Linked DNA regions of Homo sapiens: region 2 is linked to region 1. Evidence: chromatin contacts called from ENCODE Hi-C or POLR2A ChIA-PET data. All regions are on one chromosome and are shown on one strand. Each heading gives the region's core, a stretch centred on a gene start or an enhancer-like site at or near the end of the contact. The rest is flanking DNA. Distances are from core to core; before and after follow the strand shown. Region 1 overlaps ITGA2 (integrin subunit alpha 2). Region 2 overlaps ITGA2 (integrin subunit alpha 2).

The links. Hi-C counts contacts between places; a loop is a spot of excess contacts on that map. ChIA-PET counts read pairs that join two places held with the same protein, here RNA polymerase II (POLR2A). Pooled maps may share reads with other maps.
Region 2: a loop to region 1 is called in a pooled map, with 5 times the contacts of the local background. The contact joins two enhancer-like sites. A Hi-C loop is called at or near these places in 5 of 168 maps with a recorded cell type or tissue (MCF 10A, dorsolateral prefrontal cortex, endothelial cell of umbilical vein and 2 more), 3 of 37 single-sample maps with no recorded cell type and 16 of 50 pooled maps. POLR2A ChIA-PET finds 5 or more read pairs at or near these places in 6 of 52 experiments (A673, MCF 10A, activated CD8-positive, alpha-beta memory T cell and 2 more).

The regions. Positions count from the first base shown.
Region 1 is chr5:53,007,488-53,010,187 of GRCh38, forward strand. All of the region lies in intron 1 of ITGA2 (integrin subunit alpha 2), which reads left to right. Among named protein-coding and RNA genes, the nearest start is that of ITGA2-AS1, 19 kb to the left of the region's middle. Within about 2 kb of position 1,389, at least 2 of the 41 ENCODE cell types and tissues checked have a DNase peak (open chromatin) inside an H3K27ac peak, as active enhancers do.
Region 2 is chr5:53,086,473-53,089,172 of GRCh38, forward strand. ITGA2 (integrin subunit alpha 2) reads left to right here. Exons shown (of 30, transcript NM_002203.4): 28 at 480-569. Among named protein-coding and RNA genes, the nearest start is that of MOCS2, 22 kb to the right of the region's middle. Within about 2 kb of position 1,344, at least 2 of the 41 ENCODE cell types and tissues checked have a DNase peak (open chromatin) inside an H3K27ac peak, as active enhancers do.

The sequences.
Region 1 (2,700 bases), core at 139-2,638:
TGAGAGAGAGAAACGGGGAGAGAGAGAGAAAAAAAAAAGAGAAAGTTTATCCTTTCACATAGAAGCAATTTAGGAAGAAGTGGAGAAGTAGAAAGTGACTTCATGAGATGGTATTTCTAGTAACTCTTGGGCCAACACACTTTCTTCTGTATTTCACTGTCTTCCTCTCAGCCACTGAGAGACGGCAAGTCTACCAGATGGTGGCTTACCCTCCAGCAATCTTATGAAAAAGAGAGAATCTATTGAGTTGTTAAGAAGCACTAAGTCATAATAAATGGACATTAGAGGCAATTGCAATGGGCTTTTGGAGATGTTCCTGGCCTGAAGATTGAATTTTTGAAATGTGAAAGGGCCTCCAAATGATCTAAACACATGCCACAGTACTCCAGGACTTGATGCAGTTACAAAACAAAATGAAAACAACTTTGGATTGTTTTCACACAAAATATAAACCTTAAATGATACAACTGGAATTATTGTATATCTGTCCTTATATTTATATCTGTGCATAAATGTATGGACAGAATTATCTTCAAAACCTGAAATAGTAAATTGGAATTTTCTGGTGTAATATACTTTCTCCTTGTATTAGTCAGCTCGGGTTATCATAACAAAATATCACAGACTAGGTGGCTTAAACAAGAGAGACATATTTTCTCACAGTTCTGGAGGTTAAAAGTTCAAGATCAAGGCTCTCTCAGGTTGGTGTTGGTTTCTACTGAGGACTCTCATCCCGGCTTATAGATGGGCACTTTCTCACCATGTCCTCACATCACCTTTCCCTATGTGGGTACTGAGAGAGAAAGATCTCTGGTGTCTCTTCTTCTTGTAGGGACATCAGTCATACTAGATTAGGGCTTCACTCTTAGGACCTCATTTGACCTTAACCACTTCATTAAAGGCTCTGTCTCCAAATACAATCACATTGAGGGTTAGGGTTTGAATACAGGAATTTTGAGAGACACAATTCAGTTTGTAACACCCCCTTTGGCTTAATGGTTTAAGGGGTTTATTTCTGGTCATGGAAGTGACGCTCATGTATTTCTTTGATATGAACACAAAGTAAGTGTCAAACATATGATATATGGACACACTGTAAAAAACAAATAGCCGCAAATCATGAAGCAGGATATTATCGCCAGATGTCAGCTAGAGTCTCTCTCTCTCTGCCTCTTAAAATTGAGATAAGATTTATTCAAATCCCTATTCCATTCTTATAAGAAAATGCAGTGCCCTCTCAAGATTTCCGTGAACTCCCAGGAGATGTGCATTTTCATTGACTTGGGCCCTCACTTCCTGACTGCAGAGTGTTTATTCTCCACTCTGCCAGGTCTGGTATTTGATTTTGACCCTAGGTACAGTCAATACATTAGCCTGATACTGTCTCATGGATGCTACAAGATGCCATGACATGCATGAGTCAGAGAAGGACTTTATTACTCACAGCACAGCAGGCAGCACGAGTATGAGCATGTGTCTATCAGTTCCCCTTTCCCCACTCTAGTCTCATAGTGTTACATGAAGGGGCCCAGACAGACACCTGCACACAGTGGGGTGCAAGACAGGAAAGAAACAATGAGCTTGGTGGACCTGCTGCTTTATAGCAAGCAGTCAGCAAGCCTTCTCTTTGACCTGGGGGAAGAGATTATCTCACCCCTCAATATTATTCATCATAAACACAATGCTAAGAAATGGCCCAGGTAAATAGTAGTCAGGGCCTTGCATTCTTGATATACCCATTGTATTAAGTTGAATGGTAGTCTCCCCCAAATATGTCTCTATTCTAATCCCCAACACCTATGAGTATTACCTTATCTGGAAAGAGGGTTTCTGTAGATTGCCTTGAGGAGACTGATGGTAAAAACATGAAGGCTCAAGCTACTTCTGGTGAGGGCTCAGAAGGAAACCAGGAATATGCTGTTGGAAACTGCAGAAAATGTCCTCATTATACAGCGGCAGAATATTTGACCTAATTGGGTCTTATTGTTGTTCAGAAAGCATACAACTTTTAAGTGAGGAACTTGGATATTTAGCTGAGCAAATTTTCAAGCAAAATATTCAAGGTGTAGCCTGTTTTTACCTGCTAGATATAGTAAATTGTGAGAGGAAAGAGATAATTTGAAGGATCACCACTTGATGATCTGGCAAATTCTCAGCCTATCTAGATTGATTATATATTTTATATATATATGCTGAGTGTTATGGACTGAATGTTTGTGTCTCTCCAAAATGCATGTGTTGAAATGCAATCCCCAGTGTGATGGCATTTGGAGATTGAGTCTTTGGAACATAATTAGGTCATGTGGATAGAGCTGTCTTCCTGCCTTGTGAGGATGCAACAAGAAGTCAGCAGCCTGAAACTTGGAAGAAGGCTCTCACCAGAACTTGACCATGCTGCACAATGATTTTAGACTTCCATCTCCAGAACTGTTAAGAAATAAACTTCTGTTGTTGGCCACCCAGTCTATGGTACTTTGTTATAACAGGCGGAATGAAGACACTCATATTAGGAGTTTCACTGTTAGAAAAGCATCCTCTGAAAGCAAAGGGTGTGGCTAGACATCCTTTTGTGGAAAAGATTAGGTATGTGGTTGCCAGATCCTCTCAACCATCTCAGCAACAATCAAAATAGTGATGAGGTTATCCAGGAAAGATTTCCTGTGGAGAGCTCTTTTGTTTAGTGGCATGAATCCTGCATTA
Region 2 (2,700 bases), core at 94-2,593, 79 kb after region 1:
TCTCTTACCTTTTAAATGTTGGTTTTCCATTCCATTGTGTGACTTATTCAGGTAAGTATACAAAGATGCCAAGTTTACAATTTTCTCTCATGTCACAAACTTATTTTTTAAAAAATCTGAACTGTGATCTTCCCAGTTAGAAATATTCATTTTTAAATCCTCACTTTTCAACCCAGTTCTCAAGTTCAGATCTCCTCAGGGAGATATTTTAACCTACTCATGTCTGGATCCCACCCCAGAGAGTTGATTTGTGGTGGCAAGGTGCAGACAGACATGTATTAAAATTACCCGAGGTATTTCTGACGGGCAGTCCTGTTACACAGCACTGGTTTAAGCACACACAGATTCTGGATGGGTCTTCAGAACCATTTGCTCTTGTCACATTCCACCAGGAAATAAATACATAAATCATAAGCATGCCAGCTTCTCTGCATTTGCTGCTGCTACGATAAAACATATTCCTTATTCTTATGTTCCAGTCAACGTTCCAGACAGTACAGCTAACGGCAGCTGCAGAAATCAACACCTATAACCCTGAGATATATGTGATTGAAGATAACACTGTTACGGTGAGCATATCACACCCTTCCCTGTGAGCCTCAGGGTCTGTGATGGCATTCCACTTCTAAAAGCCTGGGATAGTCACTCTTCTTACCTACATGTATGTAGAAGTATCTTACTAAAACTTTAAAGATCTGATGTTTATTATGTTGAGATTTTGGCGAGGGTGTGTGCTACTTAAAAAGTTCAGTGATACACTTGCCTTCCTCCATGCCCCCCACTCATGTCAGCAAAGCTGGCTTTCCTAGAGGTGGTGATCCAGTGAGAAGTACAACAAAAGGGGCTCTATGTTCTTTGGGACTCCATGGTGTCTCTTCTCATGACTAAGCCAGCAGCACCAGTTCTTCCTTTCTCCTCCTGCTTACACAAAATGGTCTGGAGCTTAGGCCACAAAACTTAATCATGCTTATTTAAATCATAAATTGTATTTTGAAAAATTTTTAAAGAAAGGTACTGAAGCATGCTTAATAAATAATGCATTTATTAGAGGGTTTTAAAAAATAGTTCTCCTTACAACTAGACACTGACACTGTGTGGCATGTCCATTCATTAGATCTTACATTCGGGAGGACTATAAATGGTCCCCTTGATAAAAAAAAAAAAAAAAGCTTTTACAGAGAAATGTACTTTCACAGAAAACAAAGGCTCTCTGTTCTAAGAGCTGGCATGAGATAATTTTCCTCTGCACTGACTCTGGTTAGAATATGCCATGTTTAGATACAGTGGGATTTCCATGCCCAGCTAATCTGCTGGCAGAGCCCTGAGCATTTTCCTCCCAGTGCTTGTGTTAGGAGTTGAAAGCCAGTTTAAGAGTCTGCCCCCAAGGCCAGCTTGGCAGTTGGCCTCAGTCCACTCCTCTGGCTTGGTCAAAAAGTTATGGCCCCATGAACTATGGGCCTCCTCACTCCATGCCTGAGAGTGAAGCTCACAGCACTGGAGCCCCACTCTTGTCCAAGGGAAAATGATTCTACGCAACAGAGCACACTTCTCTGCCTCTGGTTTAGGAGCCTCAGTGAAAGCCTACACCCTCTCTTCAGACACTGGGGCCTGGAAAATCAGAAATAGAGCCAAAGGAAATGCAGACTTCAAATTCAAAATGCTATGAACTTAGCATAGGGGAGAAGTATTATAGATTTTTTTTAAAAGCTCATTTTAGAAAAACATAGTGTTCAGACAATATGTGAAACTCTACTGAAGACTGTTTTTAGAAAGCAGTATTAAATATATCAATTGGAAATTCAAATGAACAATTTTAATAAATCCATTAGATTCCTCTTTTATTGGTTTCCTCTGAGCAATACTAATAAATAACAGAAGCCAATTACTAGGTGCAAAAGTAATTGTGGTATTTGCCATTAAAAGTAAAGAAAGGCTGGGCACAGTGGCTCAAACCTATAATCCCAGCACTTTGGGAGGCCGAGGCAGGCGAATCACCTGAGGTTGGGAGTTCGAGACCAGCTTGGCCAACATAGTGAAAACCTGTCTCTACTAAAAATACAAAAATTAGCTGGGTGTGGTGGTGCACGCCTGGAATCCCAGCTACTCAGGAGGCTGAGGCAGGAGAATCGCTTGAACCTGCGAGGCAGAGGTTGCAATGAGCTGAGATTGTGCCACTGCACTCCAGCCTGTATAACAGAGAGAGACTCTGTCTCAAAAAAAAAAAAAAAAAAAGTAAAGAGAAAGTACTTTTAATGGCAAAGACTGCAATTACTTTTGCACCAGCTTAATATTACTCAGTTGTGTCTATGAAAAATTTTTTAATCTAAACAATAATTTGGATAAATTTTTGAATAAGGTATGTAACCTAAATAATAACTTCACATGTTCCTAAGTATCTGTTAATTTATTTGAATGCCTGGCCCACTTAAAAATCTGATCCACAAAATGCTATAGTCATGGGTCCATAGGGATCCGTGGTTCCCTGGGTTAGAAAGCTGTGGAAAAGAGAGAAGTAGGCTTATGACTGCCATTAAGCAGTGAGCTACAAGAATTTATCATCACTTTATTCATAAATTGATAAAGCCTTACATTTTAGCTCTTGAAGATACAAATGAAAGGAAATACAGTCACCAAGGCCAGTTGCAAGTTTAGCCCAGCCCATAAATTTATGACAAAAAGCAGCTCATCTGCCATTGCAAT